Regions from separate parts of the Homo sapiens genome. Here region 2 is linked to region 1. The links are chromatin contacts, found by Hi-C or POLR2A ChIA-PET in ENCODE. All regions are on one chromosome and are shown on one strand. The core of a region is the stretch at or near the end of the contact, and the rest is flanking DNA. Distances in the headings are between cores, read along the strand shown.

Region 1 (6,664 bases), core at 1,654-4,153:
CACCTAGGCTATATTGTACAGCCTATTGCTCCCAGGCCACAAACTTGTACAGCATGTCATCCACTGAATGCTGTGGACACTTATAACTCAATGGTAAGTATTTGTGTATCTTAACATATGTAAACATAGAAAAGGTACACTAAAAATATGGTGTTATAATCTTATGGGACTGCCTTCATATATGAAGTTCATCGTTGACTGAAACGTTGTTATGCACCACATGACACTGTGTGTGTGTGTGGGGGGGGTGTGTATGAGTACCTGTATATGCATATGTAAAACCCAAAACTTCAGTGAAGTGTGTATGTGAGGTTTGTGTGTGTGCATGATGTGGCAGTGGGGAGATGGGTCCCTTAGGGTCATGCAAACCAGCAAAGCAGAAGCTTACGTTTAATGAACATTTAAAATATTATAGACATTTACTTACAAAACAAACGCTAGATTTCTTCTGTATATCAAGAAATCAGTAGATCCTTCTATATAGGAAAACTAAATCTTTTTTGATTGATAAGAGTGTTTGGGCTTTCCCTGGGCACTTATGTCATTGGATCACATTTAGATGGAGTGCCTTGGAAAGTTTGACATCTCTCATAGATGCCAACATGAGAGACTAATCGTACATAAAATAGCCTAGAGCCACTGGGGATTCAAATGGCTCCGGCCTGACCTCTTATCCTGACTTTCATACTTCTACCACCTCCAGCTCAGACCAGTCTCTTAGGCTGGGTCTAACACAAGCCAGTTCCAAAGAATGGGCATTATCCCTGGGTTAAATAAATATTTTATGTGATTTATTTCACTTGGCCAATCAATTATTGGATCAGATTGACCTAGAACCTTCTGGTTCTTATAGTACTATTCTGTCTCTGTCCCTTAGGAAAGGATCAGCAACAACACACACGCACACACACACAAACACACACACACACACACACAAACACACATACACTTAACAGCATTTTGAAGCTTTGGTGAGACACCTTAACTTATTTAAGCAAAATACACAATTAAATAGAGTGAAAGCTCACATCTGTTTTGAGATTGACTCTGGTAGCGCTAGTCTTATTGGATTTTATAAAAAGTAATTCCAGTTATGGTAACTACATTTATAAAAGCACAGCTGGGGTGGATGAAACTGGAGTCGTTCACTAGGTTAGATCAATATTCAACCCTGGCTACACATTCACCTGGGGAGCTTTTGAAAAATGCTGAGGCCTGGGCCATACTTCAAGCCAATGAAAGCAGAATCTCTGGCTGCGAGGCCTAAGCATCTGTATTTTTAAAAGCTCCTCCAGGAGATTTTAACGTTGAGAACCACAGAGTTAGATGAATAGAAGCAGGGAGTCAGGAAAGGGGTGATTAATACTATGCCATGCCAGTGATGGACCAAAGAGCTTAAGCTTTTTTTTTTTTTCTTAGATGGAGGTTCGTTCTTGTCACCCAGGCTGTAGTGCAGTGGTGCGATCTTGGCTCACTGCAATCCCTGCCTCCCTGGTTCAAGTGATTCTCCCATGTCAGCCTCCCGAGTAGCTGGGATTACAGGCACCCACCACCATGCCCAGCTAATTTTTGTATTTTTAGTAGAAACGGGGTTTCACCATGTTGGCCAGGCTAGTCTCAAACTCCTGCCCTCAGGTGATCCACCCGCCTTGGCTTCCCAAAGCGCTGGGATTACAGGCGTGAGCCACCACACCCGGCCTGAGCCTAAGCTTTTCATTTCGAATAAGTCTCTGGATGTCAGAGCTGGATATATACCTTAAATATATGTCTCATTTTGGAGAAGGGAAACTGAGGCTCAGAGGCTTAGTAATGCTATATAGTATTATCCTGGCCAGAAACTTGTCTTCCACTGTATGCCTGTCACCTAAAGAGCAAGCTTGGGAATTAAAAGAACAAACTCCTGTCCATGAATCTAACCGTCTATTTATTTAGTAATATTTAAACACTGGAAATGGTTTCTGGTGGTGGAATCAGCACAGCTTTGTAGCTCTCAGATGTAAAGGCTGTGTCCCTTATTAGCTACTGCTTATTTTTTCTGAGCCTGTCTTCTCATCTGGCAAATAAGAATTAAGAATAACTACTCTCCAAGTGTTATCACAAATGAGATGACAGCAGGTAAAACATGTAGTATGTGCTCAGAAAACTAAATGGAATTATAATTATTAACTGCGTTAAAAAAATCTGGGGATTTATGTAGAAATAGCTGCAGAGGGGATAAAAAGAGCTTCTTGGAGCTTCTTTGCATGAAATATCATAACCCTGCAAAGGTTGTTTTTGGTTTCTATTGATTGAAAACACAAATAAACCCCAACTGAAGCACTCTTATGAAGGAATGAATGGATTTCCAATCTGTGTTTTCTTGTTTACTGTGGAAAATATGCGATCCAAGGAAAACACAGGTGGTTAAACTGCTCAGTGCCTCTATTTTTATCATAAGCAGAGGGCTCTAAGCATTCAAACCCAAATATTTTACTTAATAGAAAATGAAGACTTAACTTCTCAAGGTTAACTGGATCCAGGTTTCCTGTGGCCAAATTTAGATTTTCAGCCATCAGTTGAAATTCCAAAACAATAATAAAAAGCTCACAATTAGCATTTTTAAAGAAGCATTTTCTTTTCATTTAGGAACTTTTGCTTTTTTGGCATCCCTTTTGTTTTGCAAAAATAAAATCTTAGTAGGGAGAGGAAAGCCACCTCCCCGGGTTGGATGCTTGCGAGATGAAGATGGGAGCCCACCCCGCAGGGCCCTGGAGAAGGTGGCGCCCCTCCCCCCTGCCCCCGTCCCCCTCCCCACTCCCCTCTTCTCTCCCCGCTGCCCGCCCCGCCACCCGGGCTTGTGCGGACGTGTCTCGGGCGTGACCTTTGAGCAGCTGCGCCACCGGCTCAGCCTCGCGGCGGGGGAAACCCGAGCTCCCAACAAAACGGTTCCATCTTTGGCTAGGCCTTTGGTATTTCAAGGCGCTGCCGGTGGGGAGAGATGCCGCGTGCCTGAGAGGCTCTGGGAGGTCGCCGCAGCTTTCGCTTCCCGGGTTTTACATTTCCGAAGGGGCTGAACGTCTGCAGAGGAACCGGAGCTGATGCTGGGGCTGGGGCTGGGGCCGGGGCGGGAACCTAACGAATGCACCTCTGGGGAGGCTAGAGGGAGCGCGGCTCAGCCTCCTCCCTGGGTGGGTCCTTCAGCGCTCTTTCCTTCTTTTTTTCTTTTCTGCAGATGTTATGTGGTCAACAGGGACTGAGGCTCTTTAAGCCCTTAAATCTCTAAGGGCTAAATCTCCTTCCTGATATTCGCCCCCAAACCGGTAACGGTTTTCACATGATTCAGATACCTCTCTACCTGCCTGAAGGACTGGAGTGCAAAGTTGAACTTGACTCAGATAAATGCATTGATCCTTCCCTGGGGAAAAAAGTTTAGACATCACTAATAGTAGTTAACTTTTGAGTGCTTCCTCTGTGCTAAGCACGGTTCTAATCACTTAAATGTAATAACTCATTTAATCATCACAACAATTCTATGACATAGGAATTCTTATTTCTGCCTAACAGGCACCAAAGAAGGCCCAGAGAGGTTTAACAACTTCCTCAGAATCACACAGCTTCCAAATGGTTGGGTTGGGTTTACATTTAGGCGGTCTTGCTCCAGAGCCAGTGCTCCTAACCTTTGCAAGCCACGAACCTCAAGAAAGTGGAGAAGGAAACGCTGGGAAATCTGGAAGTCAGACATGGCAAGTGAGGACTTTCTTTTTTCTTTTCTTTTCTTTTTTTCTTTTTTTAGAAGGAGTTTTGCTTTAATTGCCGAGGCTGGAGTCGGCTCACTGCAACCTCCGCCTCCCAGGTTCAAGCGACTCTCCTGCCTCAGCCTCCCAAGTAGCTGGGACTATGGGATTACAGGCATGCACCACCACGCCCGGCTAATTTTGTGTGTGTTTTTAGTAGATACGCGGTTTCTCCATGTTGGTCAGGCTGGTCTCGAACTCGCGACCTCAGGTGATCCGCCCACCTCGGCCTCCCAAAGTGCTAGGATACAGGCGTGAGCCATCACACCTGGCCAGGACCTTCTTAAATGCTCTGTTTTGGTCAGAAAGTGCTGGGACCCCGGGGTGGCACACCCAGCACTCACCAGGAACTAAGTACTTGCTGTCCGTTTTGGACACGTGCTGGCAGCTTGTTGACTCTCATGCCGCCATTCTCAAGAGGGGCTCCCTGGCAACCTCATCTATTGCCTGTTGGAAAGGGACAGGGCAGGCAGGGACAGGAGAGGCCGATGGCAGGCAGTTGGCTCCCAGGGTCGGTCTGAAGAGAGAGGAGAGAGGTGTGAGAAAGAGAGGGACCCACGGCATGAGGGTTGAGGCAGGGGCCAGGTCTTGCCTTGGATGCCCCAGGAAGTATGCCAGGCACTTGGGGGAACTCCTGCCCTGAAACAGTGAAGTCTGCATCCAGCAGGCCAGTTTGTTGATGAACAGGTTTGGCTAGACTGTCGAGGAGTCAGAATTTGTCCCTGTCTAGTTTGTTTCTTTGTATGGAGGTGTGGGCACAGAACGAGTCCTTAGAGGATGCTTCTGGGGAGAGAGCAGTGAAGACCAAAGTTCTAGGATGGTTTGAGAGCTCCCTTCTCTGGCACGTGGAAAAGCAAGATGTGTGCCCTCCCCCAAACACGCGCCACACCAGCTTCGCTTCCCACTGGTCTGAACGTCTCTCTTGGCTAATTCTTCCTCTTGGATTCCATTACCTTTGTGCTAACAGCTCCTACAGCGCCATTTTATATCAGCAAAAAGTACCCAGCACAGTTGCCTGAGTCAGGCAGGAAGAGCTTTGTGCCCCTCCCGCCGCCCACTCAGTACCCACCCACACAGCACACAGCAGGGGTACTGAAAGTGCATCTAGGCCGGGCGCGGTGGCTTACGCCTGTAATCCCAGCACTTTGGGAGGCTGAGGTGGGTGGATCACGAGGTCAAGAGATCGAGACCATCCTGGCCAACATGGTGAAACCCCATCTGTACTAAAAATACAAAAATTAGCCGGGCGTGGTGGCACATGCCTGTAGTCCCAGCTACTTGGGAGGCTGAGGCAGGAGAATCACTTGAACCCGAAAGGCAGAGGTTGCGGTGAGCTGAGATTGTGCCACTGCACTCCAACCTGGCGACAGAGTGAGACTCCGTCTCAAAAGCAAACAAACAAACAAAAAACAAAGTGCACCCACAGGGTGTCCTGGGGGTACCCATGCATCATCCTGACTGTCTGAGTATCCCCAGGCCAACCTTAAGAGTACAATATTCCTTCAGGTGGGTAAACTGGTATGGTGAGACCCTTTGTGGGTTCCTGTATGGCTCTGCCACTTACTTGCTATGTGACCTTGGGCAGGTTACTTAACTTTTCTGTGCTTCAGTCTTGTCATCAGCACAATGGTGATAATACTAACACCTACTTCAGAAGGTGTTGTAAGAACTTAAAGTGTTAGTAAGTCTAAAATGCCTGGCCCATGGCAAGTGCTCAATAAATATTAGTTTCTGCTTTTACTATTGTCACAACTATTATTAGTTTGGTGCAAAAGTAATCATGGTTTTTGCCATTGAAAGTAATGCCAAAACGCGATTACTTTTGTACTAACCTAATATTATTATGCAGCTCTAAGCAAGTAACTTTCCCTCTCTGAATCTCATTGTCCTCATGATGAGTGTAAGAGTGTCTGTTTCATAGGACTGTTGTGAGAATTAAACAGTGTTAATTACTATTGTAAAGTTTGCAATAAATAACCATTATTTATGTGTTGCTTTAGCCTAGTTTATCTCCCGGGAGCTGACTTCATTTCTAAACGTATAGGGGTTTCTTAGAGGAGCTTCAGAATACTAATCATCGCTAGTGAGGGCACTTGGACACTTTGCTTCACCTCAGCCAGCACCTCTTTTCCCAGCTGTAAAATGGTATGATAATAAGCACCCCTAGGAATCTCAAGGATGTTACGAGGGAAAAATATGCAATAATATACAAAGCACTTTGAGCTTCTCTGAAGACAGACGCATATAAATGGAAGGTGGTATTATAAGGTGGGGTAATCACTGGTTACCTCCCCCCCTTTTTTATTTAATTAGGAGAAAACCAGTAATTAGGAAGCATGGCCTTGTTAAAGCTGTGGCCTGGGAAATAGTTCTCTTGGCACCTAATCAGAACTGTGACATGGCGCAAATTTTTGCAAAATGTGGGCAGCAGGGGACCTTCCCCAAGGCTCAGACTGTGAGAAATTTGCGTCTAGGGGCCAGATCCTGAGGTGGCTGAGCTGGCTGGGGAGGCTTCTAAGGAGATCTTCACTCAGGTCTGCAAGGGGGCTCTGCCCTGCCTCAGTAGCCCTCATCTCTGGGGGCCCCAAAGTCATTCTCATCTGCAGGTTAGAGCTTGCTGCAGGCCCAGAACCAAGCTTGTCCACCACGTGGCCTTCTTGGACCCACTGGGGCAACTTCAGGGTTCTGAAAAGCACCTCAGATCTAGTCTGGTCTCTGATTCAGTAGCAGAGACAAAGAAATCCCCTGCCTGTTCCCCTTAAAATGGGCCATTGTGGAGTAGGTGCTGGGGCCCTAGCTTGCTCCCCACTGTGCCTTTGTTAGAGCATTAGCCTCCAGCGGAACCCACTGTCTCTCTCCTTGCGAGTCCCAGTTTGCCCATTCTCCCGGAT
Region 2 (7,228 bases), core at 1,730-4,229, 200 kb before region 1:
ATATTCCATGATATGGATATACCACATTTTGATTATCCATTCATAAACATATAAAGTTTTAATACAGAAACCAGAGAAGAAGGGAACAAAACAGTAAGGAGGAATCAAGGAAATAATAGCTCCTACTGGATTCAGACTCACAGAGAGTCAGAGCTGAAAAGAACCTTAAAACTCATACAGTGCATTGTTGTCCATGTGGAGAACTGAGACCCAGCAAATGAAAACCCTTTGTCCAGGGCCCTCCAACATCAGGAGGCCCAGCTGGGATGAGGATCCAAACTGCTTTGACTCCAACTCCTCTGCTGTACTCTGCCACCACAGACACCCAGGGTCTCAGCCTGCACCTCAAGGTAGTCATGGGAACAGTAGTCCTGGCAGCATCAGGGCGAGGCATAGCTCTTCATCTTAGTCTTGGTCTCAATTTTAGAAAACCATGTGGAGTTGAGAACCCCAGGGTGGATCTGGAGTTAGTTTTGGAGAGCTGTTTTCAAGATCTGTAGTAAAATGTCTGATATTCTGAGCCTCTTTCCATGTCACATGCAGATATATCTCTTTTTTTCTTTGAGATGGAGTCTCACTCTGTTACCCAGGCTGGAGGGCAGTGGCGTGATGTCAGCTCACTGCAACCTCCGCCTCCCGGGTTCAAGTGTTTCTCCTGCCTCAGCCTCCCGAGTAGCTGGGATTACAAGCACACACCACAACACCCGGCTAATTTTTGTATTTTTAGTAGACACGAGGTTTCACCATGTTGGTCAGGCTGGTCTTGAACTCCTGACCTCATGATCCACCCGCCTCGGCCTCACAAAGTGCTAGGATTACAGGCGTAAGCTGCCATGCTCGACAGATATATTTCTTAATCATCAGAAAGAATATATTAAAAGCTCAGGAATCATAGCTGGAATGATCTTGATGCCTTCTTTCCAACAGAGGCCCATGGAGGGAAGGTGACTTGCTGAGGAACCTCCTCCAGCACGTGACAGCCAGTGTTCCCAGGGCACCATCTGTCTGTGCTTCTCATACCAGTTGGCGCCTTGCTTCTAAACCACAGAAGCTGGTTCTCAGTCATGGGATCCTTGGGATGCTTGCTGCCTCTCCGCTGGACTCTTGACTCTGCTGCCACCATCATACAACAGCTCTGACAATCTCCATGTCCTTGTACTTTCCTATTGGATTCACAATCTCAGGCATGAACAGGTGATTGGCTGAGTACCTTGAGGTGTGGAAAGTGAAGATCTGCTCCTCTTCCGCCTCTGTGACAGGAGGCGGGGTCAGAGGCGGGATCAGAGGTGGGGTTGTACTTTTCACCTATTTTGGGGTTCTTCTAAATTAGGAAGACTGGATGCTGGGTAGTTAAAAAACAACATGTGTCCACAACTGTTATAAATATAATATTCTCAAGTGAGAAAAACACCAAAACTTTGTCCCACCAAAGAATACCAATGTTAGGCAATGACACAGGGAGGCAGCAGCCTGTGAAAGACAGGAGATAGGCATTTCAGAAAAGACTGAGGACCTTTCTAGAGGAATGTGTTCCGTTCTGACTGTCTCTCAGAGAGATGGAAGCAAGTTGAGTGGGGGTGGAGACCAATGGAGGATGAGGTGTTTCTAACAACCAGAAATGCCCACCACTAAATGGAGTGATTCAGAAGGTTGAGACCTCTTCACACCTGGAAGTCTTTGCACTGGGACATTGTCAAAGGGAGCAGACCCCCTCAGGCATAGGAGGCCCTAAGGCTGTACTGTCCATGACAGAAGCCGTTAGCCACACTGCACTCTGAGCACATATTGAAATGATCATCTGCTCTATTGAACTAAGTAAAATGTATTACTATAATTAATTTTTCCTGCTTCTATTTGTTAATATTGTTGCTAGGGAATTTACAGTCACCTGTGTGGCTTCATTATATTTCTGCTGGGCTGCTAGAAGGTCTCTTCTGGCTCTGAGATGTCTCCATCCCTAAACCTGCTGCCATCCCTCCCTTCAGGGCTGCACCAGGTGTCCATATGGTGGGGCTCTAGGAAACCGGATGAATAACAACACCCTTTCTTCTTTCAGAGTCCAGAACCAACTGAGAGAAAGTGTCCCCTTTCTTGGCAAATTGGAGGAAAATGCAGCTTGAGGTACGGCCAGGCAGGCTTGCTAATACATCACACCTGGGACAGATAAGCTTTATTATCTGCTAGGGCCTGGCGCAGATGGCCAGCTGCGGACCTCCCCCAGGACGGAGCCCAGCACAGAAGGCCGCCTTCTGCTCCAAGAGGCAGAGGGATCGAGCCCCACAGGTGCGGGTTTTCTCCCAAACTCATGAGTTACACAAATCATCCTGCTCTTGGGGAGAAGCGAGGTTGGGAGTAATGTCGAGGTTTCTCCCAGGGACACCAGTGTAAGGAGGAGTGTGAGGGGATACAGACTTAGATTTTCTCAGCCTTAAACCTCCAGAAATAGTCCAGTGTCCAGCATGATGAGATTCAGGGAAACTGGGGCTGGCCTTTGGGCAACTTACTCCACCTGTTTAAGCTCTATCTTCTGACTGGTGCTAGGAGCACCCACATGGGCACAGAATGTGACGATGCCTAGAAACACGCATCACCTTGCTCAGTGCAGGCTCAGTGCTCAACACAGAGCAGCTACTGTTTCTTCCCCTACTGCTAGCACTCAGTGTGAACTGTGTATCACATGGAGCAAACTGCGGGGCGGGGCCGGGGTTCGCCTATCTCTTACTGGTCTTGTGTCTAAGACCAGTTATAGAATTGTGGGATTTCAGAGCCGTTAGAGATCCCAGATACCATCTCGTCATGTGGCAGATTAAGTAACTGGTCTGTAAGCGAGGAAGGGAGGCGACAGTCAGGAAGAGGGCCGTATGGGGGTGGTAAGTGACACGTGCAACCTCTCCACCCGCCCCCACCCCGTCACCACACTTCCTGGACCTAGTAATTCAGGAAGGCAGTCTGTCTGACCAAAAGGCAGGAAGTCCGCCGGGCCCACTCCCATCCTGGTGGCGTGGCGGCTGGGCTCTGTTCTCAGGCTGCTAGCACCGTACTCCCAGTGGGCATGTCAGGCAAGTCCTGGCTGCTCACCTCAGTTCTAGAATCTGCCACATTCAGAGTCTATTTCTTAGTTGTTTCTGCTTTCCTCATATGTTATATCACTGGGACACCCTCAGGTCATCTCAGGTTCCAGTGGAGCCGTCCCAGACCCAGCATCTGAAAAGAGATAAAGAGATATTTTTGTGATTCTTTTTAAGATACTTTTTCCATTTACTTTATTGTTTTTGAAATGGAAAATATTAAGTTGAATATTTTAATGCAAATCTATTTGTGAATCCAATTATGTGATACTTAATTTTTTTTATTTTTAAAAATAAAATAATCAGTGATACATTTAATAGGGTATGTATTACAAAAATTATATATATATATATATATATATATTTTTTTTTTTTTTTGAGACAGAATCTTGCTCTGTTGCCCAGGCTGGAGTGCGGTGGTGTGATCTCGGCTCACTGTAACCTCCGCCTCCCAGGTTCAAGCGATTCTCCTGCCTCAGCCTCCCGAGTAACTGTGGCTACAGGCATGCACGACCAAGCCCCGCTAATTTTTTTTGTATTTTTAGTAGAGACCGGGTTTCACCATGTCAGTCAGGCTGGTCTTGGACTCTTGACCTCAAATGATTCGCCTGCCTTGGCTTCCCAAAGTGTTGGGATTACAGGTGTGAGCCACCTCGTCTGGCTTACAAGATTAGTTTTTATCTTAAAATAAATTGAACAAGGCCAAAATTTGACTTGCAGTTAACCAGAAGTGTGAAGTATTTATGCCGTGGAATCCACGCCTCTGTCTATTGTCGTTTCTCTAATATTCTTTCTGTATACACAAAATACATCCTAATCATGACTCAAGATAGATCTATTCCTTGGAGAGTGATAGAGATGATGACAAGGAATAAAGAATTTTCTGTTTGGAGAGAAACATAGATGGATGAGCTTGAGTTTGCTTGCAGTTCCTCTTCACAGCACAAATGGGGAGCAGCATCAGAGCTGGACTCAGAGACCAGGGTTCTTATCTCAGCTTTGCCACCATTAAACTGGAGATCTGGGGCAAGTCACTTCCCTCTCAGTTACCTCGTTGCCAGCCTTAGAAGACCAGCCGAGCTGAGCCTTGCTGGGTAAGGATGGCCCTGGGATTGAAGGAGGAGCCCTGACGCTGTGCCTTGTGCCATAGTGAATGGCAGGGGTGGCGGCTCTGAGGTGCCAGTGCAGGACACGCACCGTGATGTGCAGGGGAGGAGACTGTGCTTCTGAGTAGGGCACTCCTGCAGCTGGCCACGCATAGCCTTTCTGTCCTGTTGTATGAGATCTACCCCATGTTATGAGCATCCACCTGCTTTTCAGCAGGAAAAATCATGACCCAGTCACTCTAGGTTTGCCTTCCACGTTGTCCTCTTCGCTGATTAAATAGTCTTTCTTTGGTATACGCTTCTGAAACTTCCCTGTTCAAATGAGGCCCCTCCCAAGGGGGTCCACGTTAGCACAGAAAATGCTTTCTTTCCATCTCTGATTGATTATCTGTTCTCATTTGTTCCCGGACTTCAATTTCAGCCTGAATGTGAGTATTTATTTTAAACAGTCAGCCTGGACTTCATCAACATGGCAGTATTTTAGGGAATCCAGTTGTAGGTCAAATGCCTGGGGTTTCAAAGAGTGTAAGCTGAAGTCTCTGACCTAAACTCTAGAGACTAAAGGTTGTCACTGAAGACTGCCATCTTTATGGAGGGCGGGGAGAAGGTATTTAATAAATGGGGCTTTCTCCTAATGTGGTTAAAGGAGACCAGCAGCTCCAATTCAATTCAAAGGCAACTCAGTGAGGGCCCAGTAAGGGTCTAATGCTGCATTCATCACTGGAGTCTCCTGCTTTTGGCTGAAAGTCTATCTGCTCCCAGGAGAGTATTAATTGAGCACTTACTATCTGACCAACCCTGTGCCAAGTGCTGTGTGGGATCTAGTGGTGGTGGTGGGGGAAGCCTAACGTACAGGAGAATATGCCGTGTAGGTGCTGGTGGTGTTCCGCTGTGCAAGCTTCATCCAGACAGAGGGTTTTTGCAGCTGGGCCTGACCAGTCCACCAGCAAGAAGGGGCTGGCATTGTTTTGTTGTCACAATCCTGGTACCTGAGGCACCTGGAATAGGCTGGCTTTTTGCCTTCAGCACTCTAGATCCCCAGCTCGGGCTGGAATTCTTTCCTAACCCCTACTCCTCTTAACTGGGGTTTGGGCAGCCAATCTCTTGCCACCTTCTTGCCACTGCTCCCTGTATCTTCATCTGGGGATCTGCTCTCATCTGGATGGCCATCAGTTTCCACCTAGCCCCTGTCCCAGCCCTGCAAACAAGCAAGACCAATGCAGACTCATCATTGTCAGCATGTCCCCTAGGTCCCTCAACATGCTGCCATTTCTGTGTTTCCTCCTCAGGAAGGGGCACCTTTTCCAACCAGGCACCCACCTAGAAACCTGAGAATCATCTGAAATCATTTCCTCTCTGTCACCACCATCGCCCAAATACAGTTGATTTGTGAGCTCTCAAATCCACCGGTTTCTCTCCATTCCCAGTTACAACCTTTGTCCAACCCACCCATGTCTGCTTTGCTCACCGTTGCAGTCTCTGCACCCAGCACAGGACCTGTGAAATGGTTGCTCGTACCATTTGCGGAATGGAAGATGTGAGTGAGAGTGAGTGAGCCAGGGGAGACCTGTCAGGATGGCCTGACCCTTGTTTACCTCTTAAGTCTCATCTCTCTCCTTCACCGCCACTTACCCTTTACCTGGCAGCTCTCCTGAGCTCCCCGTACAGCCTGGGTTCTTGTCCACATCTTCCAGAAGCCTCCCCTTTTCCTGTTTGAATTAGATGGTCCCTCTGTGCCCCCAGTGCCACATGCCTAGCCCATTTCCTGGGGAGCACGCATCCCACGACACTGGCATTGCCTGTCTGCATGTCAAGTGTTCTCTCTTGATGCTAAGTTCCACGAAGCGGGCTCTGTGTTTTACGCATCACTGCATTTCCAGCACTTAGCGCAAGCAGGTGCTCCTTGAATTTTTGTTGACCGAAGGTCTAGAAACTCCTGCTTTGGTGCCTAACTGCTTCCTGCCTCATGTCTCTCCCCCAGCCCTCCACCCCCAATCTACCTGGCTTCTGGCACTGCTCACTCTGAGGTGCGCGGCTATCCATGGGCCAGCCCCATGTAGCAGTGTGTTTCGGGTGCTGGTGCCACCCATTCCGTTCCTCTCCATGACAGGTCACTTGGTGCAGAGCGCCTTGATCTGCACAGTAGGACATGCTTTCCTGGCCTTGGACCTCCCAAAGTCTACCCGGTGCTTGTGCCCTCTCCTGGCATCTTCTGACCGGGTCCCCATGGGGTTTCGTGCTCATCCCTTCACTGGCTTGTGAATGTCCCCGGGGCAGGGGCAACATCCAACTGGTCTCTGACCACCGGTCCCCCCTCCCCCTCCCCACAGCACCCAGAACAAGGGCTCATTTGTGCACGGTAGATTCCCAGGAAAGGGTTCTTTTGGATCCATCTGAAGGCTGGAGGGACTTAGGGAGGGGTGGGACTCTGGGAATTCGGATGGCTGGAGGGAAGCTTGGAGGAGAAGGAGGAGGAGCTACTCCTCACCCAGAGTGGGGTGAAGGCCGAGCTCCTGTGAGGGACTGTGACAGGAATGGCAGGGCAACAAGGGGCAGTGGCGGAGCAGAGCTAGGAGAGTAGTTGCAGCCTCAGTGCCACGTCAGTCCAGCCCAAGGCCTCCTGGGCGGCCAGCTGACCAGGCCTCAGCGTCAGGCTTCCTGTGCAGCAAGGTGCCCAGAGCTGTGCAGGCTGGTGCTGACTGCTGTCCCCCACCCCACCACAGGGGCCCTGGGGAAAGGGTGCCTTGCTCCTTCTCTGCCCTGCTCTCCCCATATGGGTGTCTCTCATTCTTTTCATCATAGTAAGCAGCACGACTGCAAAGTGCTTTATGTCCCCTCCAGAAAGGCCATGAGCCAAAGGTTTGCTGTCTTCCTCACCATCACCACCACTGTCTTCCTCACGATCACGGCCACCATCCTGCTCGCCCTGTCCCACATCCGAACAAAGCTGCAGAGTGTACACCATGTTTCTTCATTATCCCATTTTGACGGTTGCAGCTGCCATTATTCACTCTTAACAGTTAAGGACACAGAGGTTCAGAGAGGTCGAGGGGC

What was found. Hi-C counts contacts between places; a loop is a spot of excess contacts on that map. ChIA-PET counts read pairs that join two places held with the same protein, here RNA polymerase II (POLR2A). Pooled maps may share reads with other maps.
Region 2: a pooled map shows a loop between it and region 1 (4-fold over the local background). The contact joins two enhancer-like sites. A Hi-C loop is called at or near these places in 2 of 168 maps with a recorded cell type or tissue (endothelial cell of hepatic sinusoid and endothelial cell of umbilical vein) and 6 of 50 pooled maps. POLR2A ChIA-PET finds 5 or more read pairs at or near these places in 1 of 52 experiments (endothelial cell of umbilical vein).

Annotation. Positions count from the first base shown.
Region 1 is chr3:194,054,695-194,061,358 of GRCh38, reverse strand. All of the region lies in intron 1 of LINC02028 (long intergenic non-protein coding RNA 2028), which reads left to right. Among named protein-coding and RNA genes, the nearest start is that of LINC02028, 13 kb to the left of the region's middle. RefSeq lists enhancers at 2,786-2,835, 3,471-4,416. Within about 2 kb of position 2,903, at least 13 of the 41 ENCODE cell types and tissues checked have a DNase peak (open chromatin) inside an H3K27ac peak, as active enhancers do.
Region 2 is chr3:194,251,207-194,258,434 of GRCh38, reverse strand. It overlaps LINC02037 (long intergenic non-protein coding RNA 2037), which reads right to left. Exons shown (of 4, transcript NR_125402.1): 3 at 3,079-3,204; 4 at 663-1,250. Among named protein-coding and RNA genes, the nearest start is that of LINC02036, 4.7 kb to the right of the region's middle. RefSeq lists a silencer at 2,646-2,695. Within about 2 kb of position 2,979, at least 17 of the 41 ENCODE cell types and tissues checked have a DNase peak (open chromatin) inside an H3K27ac peak, as active enhancers do.